Regions from separate parts of the Homo sapiens genome. Here region 1 is linked to region 2. Evidence: chromatin loops called from intact Hi-C (ENCODE). Cell type or tissue: GM12878. All regions are shown on one strand. Links, peaks and the distances in the headings refer to the core of each region. The heading gives the core; the rest is flanking DNA. Region 1 holds the start of MAMDC2-AS1 (MAMDC2 antisense RNA 1). Region 2 overlaps SMC5-DT (SMC5 divergent transcript).

Evidence for each region. Hi-C counts contacts between places; a loop is a spot of excess contacts. Peaks named below come from ENCODE experiments on the same cell type or tissue, not always from the same donor. Only the 100,000 strongest peaks of a DNase experiment are listed, where the experiment ranks them.
Region 1: it touches region 2 in a loop (3-fold over the local background); 3 of 110 quality-filtered maps call a loop at or near these places.

What each region holds. Positions count from the first base shown.
Region 1 is chr9:70,173,073-70,177,465 of GRCh38, forward strand. The region is part of intron 11 of MAMDC2 (MAM domain containing 2); the gene reads left to right. It overlaps MAMDC2-AS1 (MAMDC2 antisense RNA 1), which reads right to left and starts at 2,816. Exons shown (of 4, transcript NR_040076.1): 1 at 2,683-2,816. In GM12878, for the core only: no CTCF peak of the experiment used is centred there; no DNase peak of the experiment used is centred there.
Region 2 is chr9:70,232,739-70,237,131 of GRCh38, forward strand. The region is part of intron 2 of SMC5-DT (SMC5 divergent transcript); the gene reads right to left. Among named protein-coding and RNA genes, the nearest start is that of SMC5-DT, 24 kb to the right of the region's middle. In GM12878, for the core only: no CTCF peak of the experiment used is centred there; no DNase peak of the experiment used is centred there.

The DNA of each region.
Region 1 (4,393 bases), core at 80-4,079, 60 kb before region 2:
CCAGTTTCTCTCTCTCTTTCTCTTTCTACCTCTTTGAGCTGGTTTTTCTGGGTGGGCTCCAATCTAGACAGGATCTCCTGTCATGGCAACACAGTGGCTGTAGCAACTGCAGTCTCATGGGCCTTTCAACATTGAATCTAGCGGAAAGTGAAAACTCAGACAAAAATACCCAAACTGAATCTCATTGGCTCTGATTGGAAATGTCTTGAGGGCATAGTACTATAAAGGTCATTTTTGATTCCCCACAGAATTTAGTATTCTGTCTTATACACAATAGTTGCTCAAAAATGCCTATGGAATGAATGAATGAATGAATGCACAAATGAATAAATGAATCTATAAACCTTCACTGACACATTTAATAATAACTAACCAATTAATTATTGAGACCCTAGAAAATCGGATGGTGGAAAGGTATCTATTTATTGCAAGAGGATTGAAGTCAAGAATGAATCAGTTTTAGCTAGAGTCTATTGTAGTCTAGATGTTATGTGTATGTGTATTTTTCTTGAGAAGGTTGATAGTTTTTCTTCCTTTTGTCAGGTATAGCAGTAAGAGATCTAATAAGAGGTACAACCAAAGAGAACTATGTTATGGTAGACTACTACAGGGAATTCTGTGGGTAATGAAGACTGTGGAATGCCTTAGACATGGAAGAGAAGACATAGAAAAATAGCACTGAAGGGAAGGAGTCCCTGAAAAGGGCAAGGAGAGACACCAGGCCAGGTTATAACAAACCCAGGAACTTAGGGCATCAGGACAACCTAAGGTTTCCCATTCACTAAGTAAGGTTCCCATTCACCTTGAGAAAGTTACTTAAAATCTCTAAGTCTCAGTTCTGTCATCTAGAAAATGAGAATAATCATAACCACTTACCTATTTTCCTAACTTCACAGGGTGGTTGAATTTAAAAACTGAAAGGCTTTGGGATTAGACTGCCTAGGTTCAAATCTTAGTTCTACCTTTAACCTCTCTAAGCCTATTTTCTTTATCTTTGTATTAAGAATAATTAATACCTACCTCACAGACTGTGGTGAGGTTTAAATGAAACAAGATATAAAACATACTTAGAATAAGACCTGGCATATGACAATTAATTATTGCTCTATTATTCATTTACTCCTTCATTCAGCAAATAGCTATTGAGTGTCTACTATGTGCCAGGTACTGTTTTAGGTACTCATGAAACACAGATGAACAAAACAGACAAGCATTTACCCTCACGGAACTTCTAGTAGAGGAGACAGACAAGAAATATTAAGCTTAATTATAATTATGCAGTATTTTAAAAGGCGATAATTGCTACAGAAATAAAAATGGAGCAGGTGAGGGAGTTAGGGAATCGAGAGGAGAATGTGGGTGGAGTTAACTAATGTAAATAGAAGAGTCACAACGAAGCCCATTGGAAGGTAGCCTTGAAAAGAGTTGAGGTAGCTCACCAAGAGCATATCTGGAAAGCAATGTTCCAGGTAGAGGGGACAGCCATTGCAAAGCCCCATAAGTGAAAGCATGCTCAGTGTGTCCTAGGAACAGCAAGGCGGCTGGTTTAGCTATAGCCTAGTGAGCTAGGGAGACAGTGCTAGGAAATGACCCAGAGAAATAATGGTAGGCCAGCTCATGGAGGACCTTGTAATTAATTAGAAGGGCTTTGGATTTTTTTTTTTTTTTCCGAGATAGAGTCTTGCTGTGTCGCCCAGGCTGGAGTGCTGTGGTGTGATCTCAGCTCACTGCAACTTCCACCTCCCGGGTTCAAGCAATTCTCCCTGCCTCAGGCTCCCGACTAGCTGGGATTACAGGTGCCCGCCACCATGCTCACTCATTTTTGTATTTTTTAGTAGAGACAGGGTTTTGCCGTGTTGGTCAGACTGGTCTTGAACTCCTGACCTCAGGTGATCCATCCACCTTGGCCTCCCAAAGTGCTGGGATTATAGGCATGAGCCACTGTGCCCAGCCAGGACTTTGGATTTTACTTTATTTCAAATGGAAAGTCACTAGAGAGTGTTGAACTTAGGAGAGAAGCGATCTGATCTAATTTTATAAGGATTGCTCTGGCTACTGTGTTGAGGAAAGACTAGGCGTGCAAATGAAGCAAGGGTGAAATCAAAGAGCCCTGTTAGAGGCTACTGCACATAACCCAGGTGAACAATGATGGTAAATTTGACTATGATAGTGGATTTGACTATGATGGCACATTTGACCAGCAACCATGGATTGAACTGTGTATTAGCAATGAGGGTGGTGATAAGTGGTCAAATCCTGGATATATTTTGAAAGCCAAGCCACAGAATTTCATGATGGATTAGATGAGTATAAGAGAAAGAGCAACGTTCTGAGTAGCCTGATAAAACCTTGCTTGTGTTCAAGAAACCCTTATTCTACTGAAAAATGGCAAAGTGTAAGGGTAGTGATGCTAGCATATTGTTATAATTGTCTTATTTTATTATTCCTTGTTAATCTCTTACTTGGCCTAATTTATAAATTAAACTTCATCATAAGTATGTATGTATAGGAAAAAATATATAGTATACATAGGGTTCAGTAGTATCAGCAGTTTCAGGCATCCACCAGGGATCTTAGAACATATCCCTCAAGGATAAGGGGGAACTACTGTAGTTTGCCAGGGCTTCCATAACAAAATATCCCAGACTGGGTGGCTTAAACATTAGAAATTTGTTTTCTCACAGGTCTGGCAGCTTAAAGTCCAAGATCAAGATGTCGGTAGGGTTGGTTCCTTCTGAAATTTCTCTCCTTGGCTTGCAGATGGCTGCCTTCTTGCTTCACATGGCCTTTCCTCTGTGCCAGTGCACCCCCGATATGTATCTTCTTGTAAGTTCACCAGTCATAATGAATTACAGCCCACCCTAACAATCCCATTGTGACTTAATTACCTCCTAAAAGGTTCTATCTCCAAATACAGTCACATTCTAGTACGTGGGTTAGGGCTTCAACATACCTCTTTGGAGAAGACACAATTGAACCCACTCCCAGGATTTAGGGCAATGGGTTGAACATTGAAGGAACAGGGTAAACTCTTAAGTTAAATGGCTGACAACCAAGCCCTGTCCTGCTCCTCATGTCATTATGCTAAAATAATGTTATAGTCTGAGCTTGCTTGACTAGTAGACCATGTCCTACCTTCTCCTCATAAATACACAGTCTATGAAAATCTAACAAAAGCACATATAGTAGATATTAAATTGCTCCTAATTCTACTCCTGTATTTACATTATTTCTGGGTTATGTGGACACACTTTAGCTAACATAGTATTGCTTTGTCTAAAGAAAATAATTTGGTTGTGTTTGCTTTGTCTTCTTAAAAACTTTGAAAGATGCTTCAGCTGCCTCGGGTTATACTTCATAGCAAAAATAGAGTGCATGTTATTATATGAATATATTGTGGAAAATTTTGAATGCACAAACTTAGTGTGTTCAACATTTATTTTGAGTGAATATTTGACATATTAAATAAAACTCTCTGGTGCACAACACAGAAAATTCTGATTTTTAAAGTAAATTTTTTCTAGGGCCTGCCTTCTTTATTCTCTGTTTCATTTGCTTCAATATAGATTTTCAAAAATTTCTCAAGACACCTTCCACTTTTCTAACTAACTCTTTTACCACTTATATCTTTTTATTCCCATGTACAACAATGTAAATAAGAAAAACAAGTTTTGCTACACTGTGCCCAGGGTACCTACAAATATAGCATTAGGTTGAAGGTGTTTTGTTCTTGTTCTTGAAATTACTTTAATAACTAATTTTCTAGGGAAATATAATATCAGTGATTATTTACAGTAGTTCCCCCTTATCTGCAGGGCATATGTTCCTCGATGCCTAGTGGATGCCTGAAACCAAAGGCAGTATTAAACCCTATATACAATATATTTTTCTCATACATACATACCTATAATAAAGCTTAATCTATAAATTAGGCACAATAAGACACTAACAATGACCAATAATAGAATAATTACAATATATTGTTCTCAATTTCACAGACAGAAGATTTGTTCCTACTGTAGATCTCAGCAACCTCAGATTTTTCCTTTCCTTGTTAAGTCACAACCTTTCACCTTTTCACTTGAAGCACTTTATGGCTTCTCTTTGCCATATCTAAACTGTCAGCATCACTACTCTTGCACTTTGGGGCCATAATTAAATAAAATAAAGGTTACTTGGACACAAGATCTGTGATACTGTGACAGTCAGTCTGATAACAAAGATGGCTAAGTGACTCACAGGCAGAGAGTGTAGACAGCATGGAGACATTGGACAAAGAGATGATTTGTGTTCTGCTTGGGACAGAGTGGAACAGTGGAAGATTTCATCATGCTACTCACAACAGAACATAGTTTAAAACTTATGAATTGTTTATTTCTGGAACTTTCCATGT
Region 2 (4,393 bases), core at 236-4,235:
ATCCAATAGCTTGAAATTCTTGCACCACCACAGCAGTATAATCTCGACCTGGGATGCTCCAGCTTGGTGGGAGGAGGGGCGACTGCCATTGCTGAGGCTTAGGTAGGCAGTTATACCTTCACAGTGTAAAGAAAGCCGCCCAGAAGTTTGAACTGGGCAGAGCCCACTGCAGCTCAGCAAGGCCACTGCAGCCAGACTGCCTCTCTAGATTCCCTCCTCTCTGAGCAGGGCATCTCTGAAAAAAAAGGCAACAGCCCCAGTCAGGGACTTATAGATAAAACCCCCATCTCCCTGGGACAGAGCACATTGGGGAAGGGGTGGTTGTGGGTGCAACTTCAGCAGACTTAAATGTCCCTACCTGTAAGCTCTGAAGAGAGCAGCAGATCTCCCAGGATAGCATTCGAGCTCTGATAAGGGACAGCCTGCCTCCTCAAGTGGGTCCATGACCCCCATGTACCTGACTGGGAGACACCTCCCAGTAGGGGCCAACAGACACCTCAAACAGGAAAGCTCTGGCTGGCATCTGGCAGGTGCCCCTCTGGGACGAAGCTTCCCGAGGAAGGAACAGGCAGCAATATTTGCTGTTCCGCAGCCTCCGCTAGTGATACCCAAGCAGACAGGTTCTGGAGCAGAACTCCAGCAAACTCCAGCATACCTGCATCAGAGGGGACTGACTGTTAGAAGCAAAATTAACAAACAGAAAGGAACAGTATCAACATCAATAAAAAGGACGTCCACTCAGAGACCCCAGCCAAAGGTCACCAACTTCAAAGACCAAAGGTAGATAAATCTATGAAGATGGGGAGAAACCAACACAAAAAGGCTGAAAATTCCAAAACCCAGATCACATCTTCTCCTCCAAAGGATCCCAAATCCTCGCCAGCAAGGGAACAAACATGTATGGAGAACGAGTTTGACAAGTTGACAGAAGTAGGCTTCAGAAGGTGGGCAATAACAAACTCCCCCGAGCTAAAGGAGGATGTTCTAACCCAATGCAAGGAAGCTAAGAATCTTGAAAAAAGGTTAGACAAATTGCTAACTAGAATAACCAGTTTAGAGAAAAGCATGAATGACCTGATGGAGCTGAAAAACACAGGACGAGAACTTTGTGAAGCATACACAAGTATCAATAGCCGAATCGATCAAGTGGAAGAAAGGATATCAGAGATTGAAGATCAACTCAATGAAATAAAGCAAGACGACAAGATTAGAGAAAAAAGAGTGAAAAGAAACAAACAAAGTCCCAAGAAATATGGGACTCTGTGAAAAGACCAAATCTGTCCAAGATGGCTGAATAGGAACAGCTCCAGTCTACAGCTCCCAGCGTGAGCGATGCAGAATACGGGTGATTTCTGCATTTCCAACTGACATACCGGGTTCATCTCACTGGGGAGTGTCAGACAGTGGGTGCAGGACAGTGGGTGCAGTGCACTGAGGGTGAGCCAAAGCAGGGCAAGACATCGCCTCACCCGGAAAGCACAAGGGGTCAGGGAATTCCCTTTCATAGCCAAGCAAAACTGTGACAGACAGCACCTAGAAAATCGGGACACTCCCACCCTGATACTGTGCTTTTCCAATGGTCTTAGCAAACGGCACACCAGGAGGTTATATCCCACGCCTGGCTCGGAGGGTCCCATGCCCACGGAGCCTCGCTCACTGCTAGGACAGCAGTCTGAGATCCAACTGCAAGGCGGCAGTGAGGCAGGGGGAGGGGTGCCTGCCATTGCTGAGGCTTGAGTAGGTAAACAAAGCAGCCAGGAAGCTCGAACTGGGTGGAGCCCACCATAGCTCAAGGAGGCCTGCCTGCCCCTGTAGACTCCACCTCTGGGGGCAGGGCATAGCTGAACAAAAGGCAGCAGAAACCTCTGCAGACTTAAATGTCCCTGTCTGACAGCTTTGAAGAGAGTAGTGGTTCCCCCAGCACAGAGTCTGAGATCTGAGAACGGAGAGACTGCCTCCTCAAGTGGGTCCCTGACCCCCGAGAAGCCTATCTGGGAGGCACCCCCAAATAGGAGCAGACTGACACCTCACACAGCCGGGTACCCCTCTGAGACGAAACCTCCAGAGGAATGATCAGACAGCAACATTTGCTGTTCAGCAATATTCGCAGTTCTGCAGCCTCCACTGCTGATACCCAGGCAAACAGAGTCTGGAGTGGACCTCCAGCAAACTCCAACAGACCTGCAGCTGAGGGTCCTGACTGTTTAAAAGGAAAACTAACAAACAGAAAGGACATCTATACCAAAACCCCATCTGTACATCACTATCATCAAAGACCAAAGGTAGAGAAAAACCACAAAGATGGGGAAAAAACAGAACAGAAAAACTGAAAATTCTAAAAATCAGAGCACCTCTCCTCCTCCAAAGGAAGGCAGCTCCTCATCAGCAACAGAACAAAGCTGGATGGAGAATGACTTTGACCAGTTGAGAGAAGAAGGCTTCAGATGATCAAAATTCTCCGAGCTAAAGGAGGAAGTTCGAACCCATCACAAATAAGTTAAAAACCTTGAAAAAAGATTAGATGAATGGCTAACTAGAATAACCAATGCAAAGAAGTCCTTAATGGATCTGATGGAGCTGAAAACCATGGCACGAGAACTACGTGACGAATGCACAAGCTTCAGTAGCCAATTCGATCAAATGGAAGAAAGCGTTTCCATGATGGAAGGTCAAATGAATGAAATGAAGTGAGAAAAGAAGTTTAGAGAAAAAAGAGTAAAAATAAACAAACAAAGCCTCCAAGAAATATGGGACTATGTGAAAACACCGAATCTATGTCTGCTTGGTGTACCTGAAAGTGACAGGGAGAATGGAACCAAGTTGGAAAACACTCTGCAGGATGTTATCCAGGAGAACTTCCCCAACCTAGCAAGGCAGGCCAACGTTCAAATTCAGGAAATACAGAGAATGCCACAAAGATACTCCTTGAGAAGAGCAACTCCAAGACACATAATTGTCAGATTCACCAAAGTGGAAATGAAGGAACAAATGTTAAGGGCAGCCAGAGAGAAAGGTCAGGTTACCCACAAAGGGAAGCCCATCAGACTAACAGCTGATCTCTTGGCAGAAACTCTACTAGCCAGAAGAGAGTCGGGGCCAATATTCAACATTCTTAAAGAAAAGAATTTTCAACCCAGAATTTCATATCCAGCCAAACTAAGCTTCACAAGTGAAGGAGAAATAAAATCCTTTACGGACAAGCAAATGCCGACAGATTTTGTCACCACCAGGCCTGTCCTACAAGAGCTCCTGAAGGAAGCACTAAACATGGAAAGGAACAACCAGTACCAGCCACTGCAAAAACATGCCAAATTGTAAAGACCATCAAGGCTAGGAAGAAACTGCATCAACTAACGAGCAAAATAACCAGCTAACATCATAATGACAGGATCAAATTCACACATAACAATATTAACCTTAAATGTAAATGGGCTAAATGCTCCAATTAAAAGACACAGACTGGCAAATTGGATAAAGAATCAAGACCCATCAGTGTGCTGTATTCAGGAAATCCATCACAAGTACCGAGACACACATAGGCTCAAAATAAAGGGATGGAGGAAGATCTACCAAGCAAATGGAAAACAAAAAAAGGCAGGGGTTGCAATCCTAGTCTCTGATAAAGCAGACTTTAAACCAACAAAGATCAAAAGAGACAAAGAAGGCCATTACATAATGGTAAAGGGATCAATTCAACAAGAAGAGCTCACTATCCTCAATATATATGCACCCAATACAGGAGCATCCAGATGCATAAAGCAAGTCCTTAGAGACCTACAAAGAGACTTAGACTCCCACACAATAATAATGGGAGACTTTAACAACCCACTGTCAACATTAGACAGATCAACAAGACAGAAAGTTAACAAGGATATCCAGGAATTCAATTCAGCTCTGTACCAAATGGACCTAATAGACATCTACAGAACTCTCCACCCCAAATCAACAGAATATACATTCTTCTCAGCATCACATCGCACCTATTCCAAAATTGACCACATAGTTGGAAGTAAAGCACTCCTCAGCAAATGTAAAAGAACAGAAATTATAACAAACTGTCTCTCAGACCACAGTGCAATCAAACTAGAACTCAGGATTAAGAAACTCACTCAAAACCGCTCAACTACATGGAAACTAAACAACCTGTTCCTGAATGACTACTGGGTACATAACGAAATGAAGGCAGAAACTAAGATGTTCTTTGAAATCAACGAGAACAAAGACACAACATACCAGAATCTCTGGGACACATTTAAAGAAGTGTGTAGAGGGAAATTTATAGCACTAAATGCCCACAAGAGAAAGCAAGAAAGATCTGAAATTGACACCCTAACATCACAATTAAAAGAACTAGAAAAGCAAGAGCAAACACATTCAAAAGCTAGCAGAAGGC